2 separate regions of the Homo sapiens genome follow, and region 1 is linked to region 2. Evidence: read pairs that join two places in POLR2A ChIA-PET (ENCODE). Cell type or tissue: GM12878. All regions are shown on one strand. Each heading gives the region's core, and the rest is flanking DNA. Links, peaks and the distances in the headings are about the cores only. Region 1 has its middle 11 kb from the start of CD3D. Region 2 has its middle 17 kb from the start of MPZL2.

Region 1 (11,561 bases), core at 7,927-10,426, 54 kb after region 2:
CTGAGGTCAGGAGTTCAAGACCAGCCTGGCCAACATGGCGAAACCCTGTCTCTACTAAAAAATATAAAAACTAGCCGGGCGTGATGGTGGGCGCCTGTAATCCCAGCTACTCTGCAGGCTGAGGCAGGAGAATTGCTTGAACCTGGGAGGCGGATGTTGCAGTGAGCCAAGATTGCTCCACTGCACTCTAGCTTGGGCCAGAGAGGGAGACTCCATCTCAAAAAAAAAAAAAGAAAAGAAAAAAAATGCATTGCCCATATCTAACCAGCAGATTTGATATTACAGAAGAAAAGATTAGATTAGTGGGCTTGAAGACATAACAATAAAAACACAAAGAGAAAATGAAACGCAAAGAAAAAAATTAAAGAATAGAAAAGAATATATCATGCTAACACTAATGAAAAGAAAACCGTATATTAACATCAGCCAAAGACATACTTCAAAGACCAAAGAATGTTACCTGGAATACAGAGAGATATCACGTCATGTCACAATGACAAAGGAGTCAAGAGAATATAGCAATCCTAAATGTTTATGCACCTAGTAACAGGGATGCAAAATTGGCAGGCATGGTGGCTCACACCTGTAATCCCAACACTTTGGGAGGCCAAGGTAGGCAGATCACTTGAGGCCAGGAGTTCAAGACCAGCCTGACCAACATGGTGAAACCCTGTCTCTATAAAAAATACAAAAATTAGCCAGATGGAGTGGTGGACATCTGTAATCCCAGCTACTCAGGAGTCTGAGGCAGGAGAATCACTTGAGCCCAGGAGGTGGAGACTGCAGTAAGCCGAGATCACGCTACTGTACTCCAGCCTGAGCGATAGAGCGAGATTCTGTCTCCAAAAAAAAAAAAAATTGAAGCAACTCACCACAAATCAATGATAAGCATTTGAGGTAATGCATATATTAATTAGCTTGATCTAGCCACTCCACAAGATATACATATTTCAAAACATCATACTGCACACCATAAATGTATACAATTTATATTAGCTTATTAAAAGTAAATAAATAATAAATTTTTAAAATAAAAAAACCCCAATTACACAATTTAAAAATTGAAGCAATCCCAGCATTTTGGGAGGCTGAGGTGGGCAGATCACCTGAGGTCAGGAGTTTGAGACTAGCCTGGCCAACATGGTGAAACCCCATCCCTACTAAAAATACAAAAATTAGCAGAGCATGATGGCAGGTGCCTGTAATCCCAGCTACTCTGGAGGCTGAGGCAGGAGAATCGCTTCAACCCTAGAATCAGAGGTTGCAATGAGCTGAGATAACGCCATTGCACTCCAGTCTGGGCAACAAGAGCGAGACTCCCTCTCAAAAAAAAAAAAAAAAAATTGAAGCAAAAACTAATGAAACTTCAAGGAATAATATACAAATTCACAACTGTAGTTAGAGATTTCAACATCCCTTTTTCAAAAGGTAGTAAAACAAGTACAATCAGCCCTCCCTATCTGAGGGTTTCACATCCACGGATTTAATCAACCATCAATCAAAAATACTTAGAACAAAAGTGGATGGTTGCATCTGCACTGAATGTGTATGGACTTTTTTATCATTTTTTCCTAAACAATACAGTATAATAATTATTTACATGGCATTTACATTGTATTAGGTGTTATAAATAATGTAGAGACGATTTAAAGTATATTAGACAATGTGCATAGATTATATGCAAATACTATGGCATTTTGTATAAGAGACCTGAGCATCCATGGATTTTGGTATCTGAGGATTCTAGAACCAATCTCCTGTGAATACCAAGGTACCACCATAGACCAAAAATCAGTAAGATACGTAAACCAAATTCACTTGATTAACATTTATAAAACCCCACACCCACCACCAACAGAATACACAGCCTTTTGAAGTGCACACAGAACATTTATCAAAATTGACCATATTTGGGGTCATAAAACAAATCTCAATATATTTTAAAAGATTAGTCACATAATGGAATTAAATAAGAAATAAATAACAGAAAGATAAACTAGGGATGTTAGCCAGAATAATGCTTCCTTCAAGTATGTCCACATCCTAATTCCTAGACCTAACAAGAGGTCACCTCACATGACTGAAGGGACTTTACAGATGTAACTAAAGTTAGAGACTCCGTGATGGGAAGATTACCCTGGATTATCTGGGTGTGCCCAATCTAATCATATGAGTCTTTAAAAAGGAAGAGGAAGGCACAAGCATGAGTTGCAGAGAAGAAACAAAAGGAGAAAAAGAAAAGATACAAAGTGTAAGAGGGCGTCAACTCACCATTTCTGGCTTTGTAGATGGAGGAAGGAGGTCATGAGGCCAACGAATGTGGGTGACCTCTAGAAACTAAAAATGGCTCTCATTTTACAGCCATTGAGAAAACAGGGACTTCAGCCATACAACCACGATGAACAGAATTCTGCCAACAACTCAACTCGGCAGGAAACGGAGTCTCCCCTAAAGCCTCCAAAAAGGAATGCAAGCTGCTGACACCTGAGTTTTAGCTCAGTGAGATCCATACTCTACTTCTGACCTATAGAACGATAAGATAATAAATTTGTGTAGTTTTCAGCCACTAAACCTACGGTAATTCGTTACAGCAGTAATAGAAAACAAATACACTGGGAACTCTTGAAATATTTGGAAAGCAAATAACACACTTCTAAGTAGCCTATGAACAAAAAACAAATCAATGGAAAAATTAGAAAGTATTTAAACTGAATGATAATGAGAACAAAACATCAAAATCTTGGGGTTCCTGCTAAAGCAGTATTTAGAAGGAAACGTATAGACAGAATTAAATGTAGATTAGAAAAGAATAAAGGTCTTAAACAATGAGCACAGCTTCCACCTTGAGAAACTAGAAAAAGAAGAGCAAATTAACTCAAAGTAGACCCCAAAAAAAGAAAGAAAGAAAGAAATAGTGAAGATTACTATTCACAATAGCAAAGATGTGAAATCAACCTAAATGGCCATCAACAGTAGACTGGATAAAGAAAATGAGGTACATACACACCAGGGAATACCATGCAGCCATAAAAAAGAATGAGATCATGTACTTTGCAACAATATGGATGGAACTGGAGGCCATCATCCTTAGCAAACTAATAAAGAAAACCAAATACTTCATGTTCTCACTTATAAGTGGGAGCTAAATAATGAGAACACATGGACAGAAAGAGGGAAACAATAGGGGCCTACTTCAGGGTGGAGGGTGGGAGGAGGGAGAGGTTCAGAAAAAAAACTATTGGATACTATGCTTAGTACCTGGGTGATGAAATAATCTGTACACCAAATCCCCATGTCACAAGTTTACCTATATAACAAACCTGGACATGATCCCCTGAACCTAAAATAAAAGTTAAAATATTTTTTTAAATAAAACTAAACCACATATAAATGAAAAATAATTTAAACAATTATAAACAAAGTTTAAACAAAAATAAACAATATGAGAATAACCATGAAAAATAAAATAAAGATCAGAGCTGACATCAATAAAATAGGAAACAGAAAAACAACAGAAAAAGCAATGAAACATTTCAGAAATAAATAATCTGTAAGTAAAAACAAAAATCAATGTGACCAAACAATGGTCCAGAGACCAATAAAACTGATAAATTTCTAGCCAGATTGATCAGGAAAAAAATAGAGAAGATATAAATTATCAATATTAGGAATGAGAAATAACATCACAGGTCCTACAGGTATTAAAAGAATAAGAAGTCAGGCACTGTGGCTCACGCCTGTAATCCCAGCACTTTAGGAGGCTGAGGCAGGCAGATCTCCTGAGGTCAGGAGTTTGAGACCAGCCTGGCCAACAAGGCAAAACCCCATCTACTAAAATACAAAAATTAGCCCTACCTGGTGGCTCATGCCTGTGATCCCAGCTACTGAGGAGGCTGAGGCAGGGGAATAACTTGAACCCGGGAGGCGGAGGTTGCGGTGAGCTAAGATCACGCCATTGCACTCCAGCCCAGGCAACATAGTGAGACTCAGTCTCAAAAAAAAAAAAACAATAAGAAAGGAATGTTATTGTCTTAGTCCATTCACCTTGCTATAACAAAAATACAGAATGGGTGGCTTGAACAACATTTATTTCTCAGTTCTGGAGGCTGGGAAATCCAAGATTTCCCAGATTTAGTATCTGGTAAAGACCCACTTCCTGGTTCATATCTTCTTACCATATCCTCACATGGTAGAAGGGGCAAGGGGGCTCTCTGGGTCCTCTTTTGTGAGGGCACTAATGCCATTCATGAGGGCTCCACCCTCATGACCTAATCACCTCCCAAAGCCTCCACCTTCTTTTTTTTTTTTTTTTCAGTTTTTTTGTTTGTTTGTTTGTTTTATTTTTTATTTTTTTATTTTATTTATTTATTTATTTTTTTAATTTATTTTTTTATTGATAATTCTTGGGTGTTTCTCACAGAGGGGGATTTGGCAGGGTCATGGGACAATAGTGGAGGGAAGGTCAGCAGATAAACAAGTGAACAAAGGTCTCTGGTTTTCCTAGGCAGAGGACCCTGCGGCCTTCCGCAGTGTTTGTGTCCCTGATTACTTGAGATTAGGGATTGGTGATGACTCTTAACGAGCATGCTGCCTTCAAGCATCTGTTTAACAAAGCACATCTTGCACCGCCCTTAATCCATTTAACCCTGAGTGGACACAGCACATGTTTCAGAGAGCACAGGGTTGGGGGTAAGGTCACAGATCAACAGGATCCCAAGGCAGAAGAATTTTTCTTAGTGCAGAACAAAATGAAAAGTCTCCCATGTCTACTTCTTTCTACACAGACACGGCAACCATCCGATTTCTCAATCTTTTCCCCACCTTTCCCGCCCTTCTATTCCACAAAGCCGCCATTGTCATCCTGGCCCGTTCTCAATGAGCTGTTGGGTACACCTCCCAGACGGGGTGGTGGCCGGGCAGAGGGGCTCCTCACTTCCCAGTAGGGGCGGCCGGGCAGAGGCGCCCCTCACCTCCCGGACGGGGCGGCTGGCCGGGCGGGGGGCTGACCCCCCACCTCCCTCCCCGACGGGGCGGCTGGCCGGGTGGGGGGCTGACCCCCCCACCTCCCTCCCGGACAGGGCGGCTGGCCGGGCGGGGGGCTGACCCCCCCACCTCCCTCCCGGACGGGGCGGCTGGCCGGGCAGAGGGGCTCCTCACTTCCCAGTAGGGGCGGCCGGGCAGAGGCGCCCCTCACCTCCCGGACGGGGCGGCTGGCCGGGCGGAGGGCTGACCCCCCCACCTCCCTCCCGGACGGGGCGGCTGGCCGGGCGGGGGGCTGACCCCCCCACCTCCCTCCCGGACAGGGCGGCTGGCCGGGCAGAGGGGCTCCTCACTTCCCAGTAGGGGCGGCCGGGCAGAGGCTTCCCTCACCTCCCAGACGGGGCGGCTGGCCAGGAGGGGGGCTGACCCCCCCACCTCCCTCCCAGATGGGGCGGCTGGCCGGGCGGGGGGCTGACCCCCCCACCTCCCTCCCGGATGGGGCAGCTGGCCAGGCGGGGGGCTGACCCCCCCACCTCCCTCCCGGACAGGGCGGCTGGCCGGGCAGAGGGGCTCCTCACTTCCCAGTAAGGGCGGCCGGGCAGAGGCGCCCCTCACCTCCCGGACGGGGCGGCTGGCCGGGCGGAGGGCTGACCCCCCCACCTCCCTCCCGGACGGGGCGGCTGGCCGGGCGGGGGCTGACCCCCCCACCTCCCTCCCGGACAGGGCGGCTGGCCGGGCAGAGGGGCTCCTCACTTCCCAGTAGGGGCGGCCGGGCAGAGGCGCCCCTCACCTCCCGGACGGGGCGGCTGGCCGGGCGGGGGCTGACCCCCCCACCTCCCTCCCGGACGGCGCGGCTGGCCGGGCGGGGGGCTGACCCTCCCACCTCCCTCCCGGACGGGGCGGCTGGCCGGGCGGGGGGCTGACCCCCCACCTCCCTCCCGGATGGGGCGGCTGGCCGGGTGGGGGGCTGACCCCCCCCACCTCCCTCCCGGACGGGGTGGCTGCTGGGCGGAGACGCTCCTCACTTCCCAGCTGGGGTGGCTGCCGGGCGGAGAGGCTCCTCACTTCTCAGACGGGGCAGCTGCCAGGCGGAGGGGCTCCTCACTTCTCAGACGGGGTGGTTGCCAGGCAGAGGGTCTCCTCACTTCTCAGATGGGGCGGCCGGGCAGAGACGCTCCTCACCTCCCAGACGGGGTCGTGGCCGGGCAGAGGTGCTCCCCACATCTCAGACGATGGGCGGCCGGGCAGAGACGCTCCTCACTTCCTAGATGTGATGGCGGCTGGGAAGAGGCGCTCCTCACTTCCTAGATGGGATGGCGGCCGGGCAGAGATGCTCCTCACTTTCCAGACTGGGCAGCCAGGCAGAGGGGCTCCTCACATCCCAGACGATGGGCGGCCAGGCAGAGACACTCCTCACTTCCCAGACGGGGTGGCGGCCGGGCAGAGGCTGCAATCTCGGCACTTTGGGAGGCCAAGGCAGACGGCTGGGAGGTGGAGGTTGTAGCGAGCCGAGATCACGCCACTGCACTCCAGCCTGGGCACCATTGAGCACTGAGTGAACGAGACTCCGTCTGCAATCCCGGCACCTCAGGAGGCCGAGGCTGGCGGATCACTTGTGGTTAGGGGCTGGAGACTGGCCTGGCCAACACAGCGAAACCCCGTCTCCACCAAAAAAATACGAAAACCAGTCAGGCGTGGCGGCGCACGCCTGCAATTGCAGGCACTCCGCAGGCTGAGGCAGGAGAATCAGGCAGGGAGGTTGCAGTGAGCCGAGATGGCAGCAGTACAGTCCAGCTTCGGCTCCGCATGAGAGGGAGACCGTGGAAAGAGAGGGAGACCGTGGGGAGAGGGAGAGGGAGAGGGAGAGGGGGAGGGGTGTTTGTTTGTTTTTAAGACAAGGTCTTGCTCTGTTGCCTGTGTTGAAGTGCAGTGACTTGATCATAGCTCACTGCAGCTTCTAACTCCTGGGCGCAAGTCTTTTTTTTTTTTTTTTTTTGAGACTCTCTCTGTCACCCAGGCTGGAGTGCAGTGGTACGATCTCGGCTCACTACAATCCCTGCCTCCTGAGTTCAAGAGATTCTCCTGTCTCAGCATCCTGAATAGCTGGGATTACAAGTGCACACCACCACACTCAGCTAATTTTTGTATTTTTAGTAGAGATGGGGTTTCACCCTGTTGCCCAGGATAGTCTCAAATTCCTGACCTCAAGTGATCTGCCCACCTCGGCCTCCCAAAGTGCTGGGGTTACAGGCGTGAGCCACCACACCCCACCTTCTCCCAAAGTCCCCACCTTCTAATACCATCACATTCAAGGTTAGGAATTCAACACAGGAATTTCGGGGGAACACAAACATTCAGCCCATAACAGTTATGAACAATCGTGCCAATAAATTTCACAACTCGGGTAAAATGGACACAGTCCTTGAAAAAGCCCACTGATGATGAAATAGATAGCCCAAATAGCCCTTTATCTATTAAATAAATTGAATTTGTAGTTTAAAAAAAAATTCAGACCTAGGTAGCATCACTGGTGAAATCTACCAGACATTTAAAGAAGAAATAATACCAATTCTACACAAACACTTCAAGAAAATTGAAGAAGGAATTCTTCCAACTTGTTCTGTGGAGACCAGATTTACCCTGTGTTGATTACCCTGGTTAATTTTATGTGCCAACTTAGCTAGGCCCAGATATTTGGCCTAATACATCAGTATGTTGTTGTGAAAGTATTTTTATAGATGAGATTAACATTTAAATTAGTAGACTTTAAGTAAGGTAGATTATTCTCCATAACGTGAGTGGACCTCATCCAATCACTTGAAAGCTTTAAGAGAAAACAGACTGAGGTCCTGTGAGGAAGAGGAAAATCTGTCTCTAGATTGTCTATGGACAGTTGCAACAGCAACTCCCTTGGTCTCCAACCTGCCAAAATACCCTGCAGATTTTAGACATGTCAGCTACATGAGCCAACTTCTCTAGAGAAACAGAACCAATAGGGTACATACACAGTTGTCCCATCCCTCGGTGGGGGATTAGTTCCAAGACCTCCCCATGGCTACCAAAAGCCATGGATGCTCAAGTCCCTTATATAAAATGATGTAATATTTGCATGTAACCTGCACACATCCTCCTATATACTTTAAACCATCTCTAGATTACTTGTAATACCTAATACAACATAAATGCCATATAAATAGTTATTGTACTATATTGTTTAGGGGATAATGACAAGAAAAATTCTGTATCTGTTCAGTACAAGTGCAGTCATCCTTTTTTTTTTCCAAATATTTTTGATCTTCAGTTGGTTAAATCCACAAATGCAGAACCCATGGATTCAGAGAAACAGACAAACTGAACCAATGGGAGATATATATATATATATATGTGTGTGTGTGTGTGTATATATATATATATATATATAAAATTAAAGTAGACAAAGAAATAATAAAGATTACTATTCACAATAGCAAAGTGGGATACACGCACACAAACACACACACACACATACACACACACACACACACACACACACACACACATATATATATCACATTGGTTCTCTCTCTCTGGAGAACCCTAATATACTGATACCAAAAACAAAGACATTACAAGAAAAGAAAACTATAGACAAATCCTCTCATGACTTAGAGGCAAAAATTCTTAACAAAATTTTAATAAATTTAATCTAATAACATATCAAAAGAATAATACCAAATGACTAGAGTTTTTTTCAGGAATGAAAGGTTGGTTTAACATATCGTGCCATCAATGTAATGTACCATATTAACAGACTAAAAAAGTAAAACCATATTATCATCTCAATGGATGCAGGGTAAGCACTTGACGAGACCCAACATCTATTTTTGATAAAAATTCTCAGCAAACTAGAAAGAAAAGAACTAGCTCAATCTGTTAAAGGACATCTAAGAAAAACCCACAGCTAATGTACTTAAAGATGAAAGACAATGCTTTCCTCCTAAGATCATGAACAAGACAAGGATGTCCTCTCTCCACTTCTATTCAACATTGTACTGGAGGTTCTAGCCAGTGCAATAAGCCAAGAAACAGAAACAAAAAGCACCCAGATAGGAAAGAAAACAAACTGTTTTTGTTCACAGACAACATGATTGTCTATGTAGAATACTCAACGGTCTTACAAAAAGTTACTAGAATTAATAAGTGAGTGTAGCAGTTTTGCTTTTTGTTTTGATTAATATTCAAAAATTAATTGTATTTTTATATACTAGTAATAAACAATTGGAAATTTAAAAAATTTTAATACCATATATAGCCTGGTACAGTGGCTCACACCTATAGTCCCAGCACTTTGGGAGGTCAAGGTGGGAGGATCGCTTCAGTACAGGAGTCCAAGACCAGCCTAGGCAACATAGTGAGATCCCGTGTCTACACAAAAATAAAAATATTCAGGCATAGTGGCACATGTCTGTAGTGCCAGAGCTACTTGAGAAGCTGAGGTGGGAGGATCACTTAAGCCCAGAAGTTCGAGGCTGCAGTGAGCTATAATCATGCCACTGTACTTCAGCCTGAGTGACACAGCAAGACCTTGCCTCTAAAAAACCAAAAAAAAAAAACAAAGCACATACAATAGCATCAAAAATATAAAATATTTCGGAATAAATCTGGTAAAATATATGTTCATGTATGAAAAGACTCAATAGTGTTAAGATGTTAATTCTCCCCAAATTGATCTATAAATGCAATACAATCTTGATCAAAATCCCAGCAGGCATTTTTGTAGTAACTGAGGAGCCAATTCAAATGGAAGTGCAAAGGACTTAGAGTAGCTAAAACAACTTCCTTTAAAAGTTTTGGGCCAGGCATGGTGGCTCACGCCTGTAATCCCAGCAGTTTGGGAGGCCAAGGCTGGCAGATCACCTGAAGTCAGGGGTTTAAGACCAGCATGGCCAATGTGGTGGAACCCTGTCTCTACTAAAAATACAAAAATTAGCCAGGTATGGTGGTGGGCACCTGTAATCCCAGCTACTCAGGATGCTGAGGCAGGAGAATCACTTGAACCTGGGAGGCAGAGTTTGCAGTGATCCCAGATCAGGCCACTGCACTTCAGCCTGGGCAACAGAGTGAGACTCCATCAAAAAAAAAAAAAGTTTCACCTGGCCAGGGGTGATGGTTCATGACTGTAATCCCAGCATTTTAGGAGGCTGAGGAGGAAGGATCACTTCAGACTTAGGTAGCAACACTGGTGAAATCTATCAAACCCAGGAACTCAAGACCAGTCTGGGTAACAAAGCAAGACTCTGTTTCTACCAAAAAATTTTTAAAAATTTGCCAGGTGTGGAGATCACTACTCCATCCTTGAACTCCTGGGCTCAAACAATCCTCTGGCCTCAGCCTCCCGAGTAGCTAGGACTACAGGTGCACACCAGCACACCTAGCTAGCATGAGTGTTTTTTGTTTTTGTTTTGTTTTGTTGTTTTTTTGTTTGTTTTTTTATCATGTGACATAAGATTTATTGACTTCATATCAGCATTTAAGTATTGTTAACTTTTTTTTAATTTTATTATTATTATACTTTAAGTTTTAGGGTACATGTTTGTTTTGTTTTTTGAGACAGGGTCTCACTCTGTCGCCCAGGCTGGAGTGCAGTGGTGAAATCATGGCCCACTGTAGCCTTGACCTCCCCAGGCTCAGGTGATCCTCCCACCTCAAACTCCCAAGTATCTGGGACTACAGGTGCGCATCACCACACCAGCTAATTTTTTTGTGTATTTTTGTAAAGATGGAGTTTCTCCAATATTGCCCAGGCTGGTCTCGAACTCCTGAGCTCAAGTGATCCACCCACCTCAGCCTCCTAAAGTACTGGGATTACAGGCATAAGCCACTGCACCTGGCCAGGCACCAGTGTTTTTAAAGGTCCCAGAAGATTCCAATGTGCAGCCAATGTTGAGAACTGGGGAATGAGGGATGTAAATGAATCCGAGGAATACAAGGTATTATGAATGTGTGGAACGCGAGAAGGATCCAAAGTTTTGGTTAGATACAAGCCATGGAAGGGATGCCCAAGGTAGAGAATCCAGTGGGAAAGCAGGATCTTGGGTTAGGACGACTGCAGGAGTAGGGATAAAAAGGATAGGGATAACTCAGAACTATGAATGAAACATGTGAATTAGACATTTGTTCTGTCTCTCATGAAATTAGGGTCTGAATGTATCTTGAGAAGATGGTGGGCAGAATCATCCAATTTTCTGGCTATGTGGTTACTAATTCTTTTCTCCTTTGGGAACCCAGGTCTATGAAATTCTCAGTCATTAAACTTTCCAGAGGCTCTTTAAATTATTTGTGTAATCAGAGAACAAAAGAAGGAATCCCCTGCTCTGGGATCCAGGAACAGGCATAAAAGACATAAGAGAGAAAGTGGCCTCTATTCTCCCTCTAAACAAGAGACTCTGAATTTGGGCTGTTTCAGAATCAACTGGAAACACCCTGCCTAGAGTGCGTCTCTAGCACTTTTATTTTATTTTATTTTATTTTATTTTATTTTATTTTGAGACCAAGTCTCGCTCTGTCACCAGGCTGGAGTGCGGTGGCGCAATCTTGACTCA
Region 2 (11,561 bases), core at 4,981-7,480:
AGGTTAAAGAAAAAGAAAATTAGTCACAATACAGGGTGACGTCAATAATAAAGGAAATGCCAAGTTCAAATGATAGCACAGGAAGAACAAGCTCTGCCTGGAAGCATGAGGGAAGCTGTCTCTGAAAAGGCTAACCATACATGGCATCCTTTAGCCAAGACCCGATGACAAAAGAACAGGGGGGCTGGGTTAGGGTGAAATAGCATGGCTCACACAAGAGCTTCAAGTCAGAGGCCAGCTTGTGGGAATCGCAATAACTACCATTTGTTAAATAATTTTCTTTCTTTTTTTATTTTTGAGACAGAGTCTCACTCTGTCACCCAGGCTGGAGTGCAGTGGCTCGATCACAGCTCACCGCAGCCTCCACCTCCTGGGCTCAAGCGATCCTCCTGCCTCAGCAACCCAAGTAGCTGGGACCATAGGCACGTGCCACCACGTCCACACTTGGATTCTTTGTAGAAACGGGGTCTTGCTACGCTGCCTAGGCTAGTCTTGAACTCCTGGGCTCAAGCAATCCTCCCACCTTGGCCTCCCCCAGTGCTGGGATTACAGGCGCGAGCCACCGCACCCAGGCAATAATTTTCTTTTAATATCTTTACATCTCACAACAACCTTAGAAAGTACTTTATTAATCTCCTCATTTTGCAGATGAGGGAAATGACACTAGGACATTTAGTAACTTACCCAAGCTTACATAGCTGGGAAGTAGTACAACTGGGCTTTAATTCCAAACTCCATGATCCTTCCTCCACAAAACAAGCTTAAGACAGAAGAGGCAGAGCAGCAGGAAAGGAGCTGTCAAAGGTGAGAGTCTTTTGTCTCCAGTTTGGTCCAAGGGTTTTTCATTGAAGTCTGATGATGTCAGGGAAATTCTAAGAAGTGATGGGAATTTTAAATAAGTGTGAAAGAGAAAGGCAACAGAGATTTGTCAGTAATGCTAAAGAGGTTTTACCTTTTTCATTATCAATGGGTTTTGTACACATATAAGGATTTAAGCATAGGTATGCAAAAGTGGTTGCATGGAGCACTCACTGAATCAGAACAGGAAGAGGGGTAGAGGAAAATCTGAAGGTTAGGTGGATTCTCCACAAGAGGTACACTGTCCCAGGCAGAGTGGAAAAAGGCTCCACCTTTTCCAACACCATTAAACATTTTGATCCATCAATACCACTGAGACAGTGAGCTTACGTTTGAAAACAGACATAAGCTTTTTTGGAGGAAAGCTGATCTTGCAAGTAGCCTACTTGAATAACAGCAGTGGAAGCTTAGAAGCTCATGGCAAGAACTGACTTGTAATCCCCACCAGTAATTCTTGTTTTCCCTGGCCTCAGCCTCAGCAACTTTCTGTCCAGGGTCCTTGACTTACTGTAACTCCACCTCTTGTTCTTTGCTCTTTTCACAAGCCATCTCAGCCATCTCAGGGGAGAAAAGGGGGCAGCAGACACATTTTGTTTGAGATAATGTAAGCAGGGAGAAGTATAGAATCAATAACTCAAGCAATGGGAAGAGTTTGCCTGCTTAAAACTCAAAATTGCAAGAAGCCGTGGAGACCTATTACACTAACATCTAGATTGGCATCTGGACAGACACCACTCCTCAAGATATTAGTAGGTACTGAACAACAGAAAAGATTCTGTACACAAGGGAAAATGCTAGATTAAACTAATGAAAAGAATTTTGTTTTGGTTTGGTTTTAGCTACAGTACTCCTCAGGGCTTTCAATATGCTAACATGGGACCAGGTTTTTTATACCTTACCTAGTCATCTTTCCAGAACTTTCTGTTCACTGAAAAAAATTGGGACAATGCATCTCAAAGTGTGGCCTGCAGACTACCTGGAAACTGTCACTGGTCCTTAAGGAGATAAATACAAAACCTGAGAGTAAGTATTTAAAGTTATTACAAGTAATTTGACATTGCCTCAACATCCAAGGCTGTGATCAGAGGACTCACTGGACAGGTTATAGAACAGTGCAGGGGTTGCAAATTGTATGGCAGGAGGCATCATCATAGATCTGCCAAATGCTGAAAAGCAGCAAAGGTGCTGAGTTAGCTAAGGTATTTCAGCCTTTCTACCTTCCCCTCCATTTCCCATTGAGGCCTGAAGCTTCAAGAGAACAAGCAGGTTGGACTTGTCAGAGTTGAGAAGCCTTTCTGAGTAGAAAGGGCAGCCAGCTGCTTGTCCAGGCAAACAGGATGTGAGTCTTCTCAGGTGAGTCAGAGCTAAAGAGGAAAGCCTTTCCTGCCTAGCTCAGTGAGGGGGTCCACCCTTAGCTTTGGAAAGGGGAAAACTCAGGGAAAAGTCCCAGCAACATCGCTCTTTTCTTGCAGTTTGTTCCAATGTTATATGCTGTCTTGAGTGTCAATATCTGCTGAGCTACATTAGCAATAACCAAGAGGAAAAGAAGCTTTTAAAGCCAAAGAAAAATTGTCATTTAAAGTTGTCACCTTGGGGACAAGCTTTTATTCTAATGATGCTGACGTTATTCCAGATATTTCTAGAACATTTTTAGAATTGCCTTAGGAGTTTGAATCATAACATTTTTCGATTTAAAAAAAAAAAACCAGGGTCTCGCTCTGTTGCGCAGGCTGTAGTGCAGTGATGCAATCTCGGCTCACTGCAACCTCTGCCTCCTGGGCTCAAGCAATTCTCCCACCTCAGCCTCCCTAGTAGCTGGGACTACAGGCACGTGCCACCATGCCCGGCTAAGTTTGTATTTTATTTGTATTTTTAGTAGAGACAGGGTTTCACCATGTTGGCCAGGCTAGTCTCAAACTCTTGACCTCAAGTGATCCACTCACCACAGCCTCCCAAAGTGTTGGAATTACAGACATGAGCCACTGCATCCAGCCTTGAGATTTTTACTGATGGCAAATCCTCATGCTTTTGAGAATGGGCTTGATTTTTGGACACATTTAAAAGTCATGTAGATCAAATCCAAAGAAAGTAAGAAAGTGAATGACCAAACCAGGCACTGATTATAAAATCATAAGTATGATGACTTGTGAAATGCATAAATGGTCCCTGAGGATCCTTTAAAAGACAGGATTCTCTTTAAAAGCTCTTTAGGCCAGGATCGGTGGCTCATACCTGTAATCCCAGCACTTTGAGAGGCTGAGGTGGGCGGATCATTAGATCAAGAGATCGAGGCCATCCTGGCCAACATGGTGAAACCCCGTCTCTACTAAAAATACTAAAATTAGCTGGGCATGGTGGTGTGTGCCTGTAGTCCCAGCTACTCAGGAGGCTGAGACAGGAGAATTGCTTGAACCCAGGAGATGGAGGTTGCAGTGAGACGAGATCACGCCACTGCACTCCAGCCTGGGCAACAGAGCAAGACTCTGTCTCAAAAAAAAAAAAACCTCTTTAAAAACTGTTTTGTGCATAACTATAATAAAGGTATAATTTTCCATTTACTTTAAGGTCTCTTATCTTATTAAGCTGGATGTATACCTTAACTGGCTCTTCTTAATTCACAGATTAAGGCCTTTCATGATCTGCCTCTGTCAACTAACCAGCCCCTCTTTCCCCACTTTCCAGGCTCCTTAAGCCTTATTCATCACTATGCCAAACTAATCACATACTTGTTCTTACCTCCACATATATATTTGTGCATATGTTCTGTCTACTTTATCCAGCTGATCAACTCTTATTTGCCTTTCAAAATTAAGTTCACATTCCATGAAGCCTTCCCTGTCCCCTGGACCTGGAGTTAATAGTTCCCTTAGCACCTTGGGACACCTTTTTTATAGCCTTTGCTGCACTGTATGGTCATTACTTGTTTACACGTCTGCCTCTACTGTAGACTGAATCCCTCCAGGGCAGGGTTCATGTCTCTGTATCCCCAACACCTAACTGTTAGGCACATAGTAGATGCTCAATACGCATTTGCTGGATGAGTGAATGCATTCTTACTGAAGCATCTGTGTGCCCCACACCTCAGTGATGCTAAGCAGTATGGAGCTCCCACTGTTGGAACCTAAAGAAGTTTACTAAGGAAGTGAAGTGACAACCTAAAACTCAGTCCCAGCTTTAACTTGGCTTATCTTTGCATCTAAGTGAAGATCATCTCTAAGACTGGGATATCTACACTGAACAAGGGCTTCCCACCTTCCTCTGTTTTCAGCCTAGGTGCAACCATGAAAGGAAAGGAGCAAATGTAATCTGTATCATAATATATTCTATTTGAACATGATTAAATTAAAACTAATTGATAATGTCGATTAAATAATAAACACTAATTAAATACTAATTGTCAGAATGTGTCTCCTACTTTTATTCACTCTTTATAAGTTTTAATTACTAAGTTAATGATCAAGAATGGTACTATGTTGGGCTGAAACCTAGGATTTGGAATATACCCATTCATTCATCTACCAAATAATGTTTAAATTGAATTTAAAAACTAAGGCTGAATAATTATAGAGCACCTGTTATATGTCTAACACTGTGCTGAAAAAAAATATATGAAGATGCCATATTTAGCTTCATGGAATTCACAACCCAGATACTAGAACCTTCCATCTGCAAAGCTCTTTGCAAAGCATTTGAATACATTGTATCATTTAATTCTCACTATTCTATTCTACCCAATTTTCCTCATCTACTTTAGATAAGGAAAATGAGGATGACAGAGATGAAACAGTTTACCCAGTTACTCAGCTCACTCTGGCTAGAAAATAAATGGAAAAATTAGGGCTGAATCTGGGAGTTCTGTCTCTAAATCCAAAGCTTTTCTCATGGGCTCACACAAAGTCAATAATTTTTTTTTTTTTTTTTTTGCTTTTTACTATGGAACATTTCAAACATATACAAATGTAGATAAAATAATATAACAAACCCCATGTCCTATCACCCAGCCCTTATTATCAGCAACCCATGGTCATTTATGTCTTTATCTACCCACCCAATATTATTTTGAAGCAAATTGAAGATACCATATCATTTTGCCCATAAATATAACTTCTGTTAAAAGATAAACTTTGGCACACTTTAAAACTTTGAAGAGTTTATTTGAGCAAACAGCAATTCATTGATCAGGCTGCTCCAAACTGGAAATGGTTTGGGCTTCGAGGACGGAGCAAGAGGGGAAGGCTCTAATAGGGTAAATGCAGAAGCAGAGCAAAGAAATTATTTGATTGGTTAAACTTCCAGAATTTCCTTATTTAGACTATCCAATAGGAAGTTAAAGACAATATAACTAATGCCCAGATGGCCTTCTGTGATTGGCTAAGTTTCTTTTAAATTAACTGCTTACAGGAAATGAGACTGAGTTAGGTTTTAGCTTGCTTAGTAGGAACTTAGTTAGAGCCTCCTCAGTCTAATGCCCCCCCCATTTAATTATTTAAATACTTCAACACCATTATCATATTTTATTTTATATTTTTAGAGATGGAGTCTTGCTCTGTCACGCAGGCTGGAGTGCATGGCACAATCAATTATCTTGCCTCAGCCTCCCAAGTAGCTGGGACCACAGGAGTGCACCACCATCCCTGGCTAATTTTTTTTTTATCTTATAGTAGAAACAGTCTGTCTATGTTACCCAGGCTGGTCTTGAACTCTTGGCCTCAAGCAATCCTCCTGCCTCGCCCTTCCAAAGCGCTGGGATTACTGGCCTGAGCTACCATATCCAGTCTCCATTATCATATTCTAAGAGAATTAGCATTTCCTAAATGTCAAATAACCAGTGTTACAATTTCCAGTTATCTCATAAATGTTATAACATGTTTTTACAATTTGTTTATTTGAATGAAGGTCCAAATAAGGTCTAAAATTTGCAATTGGTCTTTATGTTTCCTAGATCTCTCTTAATCTATGGGTTCCTTATTATCTTTTATTATTATTCCTTATTATTTTTTGTTTCCTTGCAATTTACATTTAAAGAAATTGAGTCATTTGTCTCATGGTTTTCCACAGTATTTTTTTTTTTTTTTGCCTGCATCACGAAGGTGTTGTTTAATATGTTCCTCTGTATTTCCTATAGACTGGTATTGTATTTAAAGCAGTAGTTTTCCATTTTTAGTGAGCATCAGAATCACCTGAATGATTTGTCGCAACAGGTTGCTGGGCCCCACCCTCAGAGTTTCTGATTCTGGTCTGGGAAAGTCCCAAAAGTTTGCATTTCCAGCAACTTCCTGTGTGCTTGATGCTGACCACTCCTTGAAAGCTATTGATGTGGACTGAACTGAGGCTCAATCAGATTGAAATCTGACTTTTTTAAAGCAAGACTACCTCACAGGCAGTGTTGTGGTCTTCCTCCAGGAGGAATATAGTATGTGGTTGTCTCCTTTGTGTGTTTGATGTCAGTAGCCTTTGATGCTCAGTGCCCAGATCCATTCATTCATTTGGTGTGCAAAGTGATGATCTTCTAATCATATCATCCCTACTTTATTTATTAGCTAGACTATTTCTAGAAACAGAAACTCCCTCATCTACAAAGTGACTACTCACTGGGATGGTTCATATAGAAAAGATCGATTTTGAGGCCGGGCATGGTGGCTCACGCCTGTAATCCCAGCACTTTGGGAGGCCGAAGAGGGCAGATCACGAGATCAGGAGATCTAGACCATCGTGGCTAACATGGTGAAACCCCGTTGCTACTAAAAATACAAAAAATTAGCCGGGCGTGGTGGCGGGCGCCTGTAGTCCCAGCTACTCAGGAGGCTGAGGCAGGAGAATGGCGTGAACCCAGGAGGCGGAGCTTACAGTGAGTCGAGACCGAGCCACTGCACTCCAGCCTGGGCGACAGAGCTAGACTCCGTCTCAAAAGAAAAAAAAAAAGAAAAGAAAAGATCGATTTTGAGCACAATGCATTGGTTCACTAGCATCTTCCAATGATTAGCAATGAGAGTTTTTTGTTTTTAGTGTTATTACACATAATGACATTGTGACATAATGACCAGCCATTCCCCAGTCTCTCTTCACAGGCCTCCCAATTCCCTGAGACACATGATATTGAAATTAGGCCAATTAAACCCTACAATGGCCTCTAAGTGTTCAAGTGAAAGGTAGTTAACACACCTCTCACTTTAAATTGAAAGCTAAACATAGCATTAAATATATTTGATGTGTTTCAAACAACATCATTATTATTCTTATTGATTCTCAAATTTTCTCATCTTTGGCCATCGGGAGCCTCTTCAAGTTGGAAGAGGCTCTTCCAGCTTCAAGTGCATCCTTGCAAGGTGTGTTTGCTGCATTCTTTATGAATGTTAAAGTCTGCTATAGAAAGTAAGAGAAGGAAACAAATATGGAGACTAGATGAAATTAAGTGTAGAAGCAAGTAGCTTGTAAGACGTGTTAGACCTTGGTAAGTAGAGCAGATTTATGCTGATATAAGAAGGGATGGACAGACCAAGTAGACACAAGACACAGGAAACACCAAATATTTATGAGGCACTGAATATTCACAAAAATTTAAACCAGCCATCCCGTTGTGACACCCATTCTGGCAATCTGCATCCTCTGCCTGAGATATGCAGATAAAACCCATAGCTGCCCAACAGGGTAATCGGCAAGCTACAGCTGTAGCCAAGGATTCTTGCCCTTGCCTTCCTACAATAGAGCAAGAGTGTTTGGGCTCCAGGCCCAGTCAATTTGCTGAGTCCTCTTGCTCATCCACAACTCAGGTCCTTGTAACCATCGGTGGGGAAGGCTGATGCAATAGAAAGATTCGGCATATGAGCGTTACATAACACAGAACTCACATAGGGTACTTCTTCCACCCTGTGCTAAGGGTGTTAACCTTCCTCATCTCTTTTCCATTGCTTCTTACTAAACATTTTAATTGAGTTGATAAACCAAGTGATTCAGGATCGTAATTTTGTCTGTGAGCCATTCTGTTCTGTGACCTCTGGGATAGCTTGTTATGTAATATGTTAGAAGGTTATCATTGCACCAAGGTAATTCCTCATGTGACAGTCCTTTTGACCCATATGACGAGATGTTCCAGGCTCATCTTGAACACTTCTTGCCATAGACTTAAAATCATCCGCAATTCTTCAAGGATCCCTGATTTCTTTTAGTGGGAAATGGTGTTTGAACCTACAATCTGGGCATTAAGGATACACTGCTACGAGGGTGTTAAATTATTTTTGTGACTCATCTACTGCTTTATGCTGTATAGGCAGACCTCATTTTATTGCACTTCACTTTATTGCACTTTGCAGGTATTGTGTTTTTTACAAATTGAAGGTTTGTGACAACCCCATGTAGAGCAAATCATTTTCCAACAGCATGTGCTCACTTTGTGTCTCTGTGTCATGTTTTAGTAATTCTCACAACATTTCAAGCTTGTTTATTATTATTCTATATGTCGTGGTGACCTTTGATCGTGATCTTCGGTGTTACAGTAGTAGATGTTTTGGGGCACAACAAACCATGCCCATACATGATGGCAAACTTAATCAGAAAATGTTGTGCGTGTTCTGACTGCTCCACAGACCAGCCAGTCCCCCATCTCTCTCTCTATTCTCAGGCCTCCCTATTCCCTGAGACACAGCAATATTGAAATCAGGCCAGGTGAACCCTACAATGGCCTCTAAGTGTTCAAGTGAAAGGCAGTCGCATGTCTCTCACTTTAAATCAAAAACTAGACATGAGTAAGCTTAGTGAGGAAGGCATATGGAAAGCAGAGATAGGCAGAAAGCTCGGCCTCTCGCACCAAACAGCTAGCCAAGTTGTGAATGCAAAGGAAAAGTTTTTAAAAGAAATTGAAAGTGCTACTCGAATACATGAATGATAAGAAAGCAAAACAGCTTTGTTGCTGATATGGAGAAAGTTTGAGTGGTCTGGATAGAAGATCAAACCAACCACAACCTTTCCTTAAGTCAAAGCCTAATCCAGGGCAGGGCCCTGACTCTGTTCAATTCTATGAAGCCTGAGAGAGGTGAGGAAGCTGCAGAAGAAAAGTTTGCAGCTAGCAGAGGTTGGTTCATGAGGTTTAAGGAAAGAAGCCATCTCTATAACATAAAAGTACAAGGTAGACCAACAAGTGCTGATGTAGAAGCTGCAGCAAGTTATTCAGTAGATCTAAGTAAGGTAATTGATGAAGGTGGCTACACTAAACAACAGATTTTCAATGTAGTCAGGTGCAGGGGTTCACACTTGTAATCCCAGCACTTTGGGAGGCTGAAGCGGGAGGATCACTTAAGGCCAGGAGTTCGAGAACAGCCTGGGAAACACAGTGACACCCCATCTCTACAAAAAAATAAAAAATTAGCTGGGCATGGTGGCATACACCTGTAGTCCCAGCTACTCGAGAGGCTGAGGCAGGAGAATGGCTTGAACCCAGGAGTCCCAGGAGGCTGCAGTGAGCTATGATTGTGCCACTGTACTCCAGCCTGGGCAACAGAGTGAGATCCCATCTTAAAACAAAAACAAAAACAAAAAAAAACAAGAAAGAAAACTGGGCATGGTGGTGCACATCTCTAGTCCCAGCTACTCAGAAGGCTGGGATGGGAGGATCACTTGAGTACAGGAGTTTGAGGATGCAGCCAGCTATGATTGTGCCACCGCACTCCAGTATGGGCAAGAAAGCAAGATCCTTTCTCAATTTTTTTTTTTTTGAGACAGAGTCTCATTCTGTCATCCAGACTGGAGTGCAGTGGCACAATCTTGGCTCACTGCAACCTCCACCTCCCAGGTTCAAGCAATTCTCCTGCCTCAGCCTCCCAAGTAGCTGAGATTACAGGCATGCACCACCATGCCCAGCTAATTTTTTTTTTTTTTTTGTATTTTTAGTAGAGACAGAGTTTCACCATGTTGGTCAGGCTGGTCTCGAACTCCTGACCTCGGGTGACCCGTATGCCTCGGCCTCCCAAAGTGCTGGGATTACAGGCATGAGCCACCATGCCCAGCCATCAAATCTTTTTAAGTTAAAAAAAAATTAAATGTAGACAAAACAGCCTTACGCTGGAAGAAGATGTCATCTAAGACTTTCATAGCTCTAGAGGAGAAGTCAATGCCTGGCTTCAAAGCTTCAAAGACAGGCTGAGTCTCTTGTTAGTGGCTAATGCAGCTGGTGACTTTATGAAGCCAATTTATCATTTACCATTCTAAAAATCCTAGGGCCCTTAAGAATGATGTTAAATCTACTCTGCCTGAGCTCTATAAATGGAACAACAAAGCCTGGATGACAGCACATCTGTTTCCAGCATGGTTTTTTGTTTTTTTGTTTTGTTTTGTTTTGTCTTTTTCTTTTTTTGAGACAGAGTCTTGCTCTGTCGCCCAAGCTGGAGTGCAGTGGTGTGATCTTGGCTCACTGCAAGCTCCGCCTCCCGGGTTCACACCATTCTCCTGCCTCAGCCTCCCGAGTAGCTGGGACTACAGGCACCTGCCACCACACCTGGCTAATTTTTTGTATTTTTAGTAGAGATGGGGTTTCACCATGTTAGCCAGGATGGTCTAGATCTCCTGACCTTGTGATCCGCCCGCCTCGGCCTCCCAAAGTGCTGGGATTACAGGCATGAACCACCGCACCCAGCCGGTTTACTGAATATTTTAAGCCCACTGTTGAGACTTACTGCCCCCCTAAAAAAGATTATTTTTTAAAATATTATTGCTCATTGACAATGCACCTTGTCACCAAAGAGCTCTGATGGAAATGTACAAAGAGAAATTACTGCTGTTTTCATGCCTACCAACACAACATCTATTCTGCAGCCTATGGATCAAAGAGTAATTCTGACTTTCAAGTCTTATTATTTAAGAACTACATTTTTTAAGGCTATAACAATCATAGATAGTGGGATGGATCTGGGAAAAGGAAACTGAAAAACTTCTGCCAAGGATTCACCATTCTAGATGCCATTTAAGAACATTCATGATTCATGAGAGAAGGTCAAAATATTAACTTTAGCAGGAGTTCGGAAGAGGTTGATCCCAACCCTCATGGATGACTTTGAGGGGTTCAAGACTTCAGTGAAGGAAGTAACTACAGATGTGGTGGAAACAGCAAGAGAACTGGAATTAGAAGTAGAGACTGAAGATATTACTGAGTTGCTGCAATCTCATGTTAAAACTTTAATGGATGAGGAGTTGCTTCATATGGGTAAGCAAAGAAAGTGGTTTCTTACAATGGAATCTAGTCCTAGTGAAGATGTTATGAACATTGTTGAAATGACAACAGAGGATTTAGAATATTAGATAAACATAATTGGTAAAGCAGTGACAGGGTTTGGAGGATTGACTCCAATTTTGAAAGAAACTCTACTGTCGGTTAAATGCTATCAAACAGCATTGAATGTTACAGATAAATCTTTCATGAAAGGAAGGGTCAATCCATACAGCAAACTTCATTGTTTTTTTTTAAAAAATTTGCCTCAGCCGCCCCAACCTTCAGCAACCACCATCCTGATCAGTCAGCAGCCATCAACATGGAGGCAAGACCCACCACCAGCAAAAAAGATTATGACTTGCTGAAAGCTCAGATGATTAATAGCTTTTTTTTTTTTTTTTTGACAGGGTCTCACTCTGTCGCCCAGGCTGGAGTGTGGTGGTGCAATCTCAGCTGACTGCAGCCTCCACCCTACAGGTTCAAGTGATTCTCCTGCCTCAGCCAC

What was found. ChIA-PET counts read pairs that join two places held together with the same protein. Peaks named below come from ENCODE experiments on the same cell type or tissue, not always from the same donor. Only the 100,000 strongest peaks of a DNase experiment are listed, where the experiment ranks them.
Region 1: POLR2A ChIA-PET joins it to region 2 with 5 read pairs; 7 of 35 experiments call an interaction of 5 or more read pairs at or near these places.

Annotation. Positions count from the first base shown.
Region 1 is chr11:118,325,913-118,337,473 of GRCh38, forward strand. No RefSeq gene overlaps it. Among named protein-coding and RNA genes, the nearest start is that of CD3D, 11 kb to the right of the region's middle. In GM12878, for the core only: no CTCF peak of the experiment used is centred there; no DNase peak of the experiment used is centred there.
Region 2 is chr11:118,275,320-118,286,880 of GRCh38, forward strand. No RefSeq gene overlaps it. Among named protein-coding and RNA genes, the nearest start is that of MPZL2, 17 kb to the left of the region's middle. RefSeq lists an enhancer at 2,115-2,409. In GM12878, for the core only: no CTCF peak of the experiment used is centred there; a DNase peak (open chromatin) is centred at 6,165.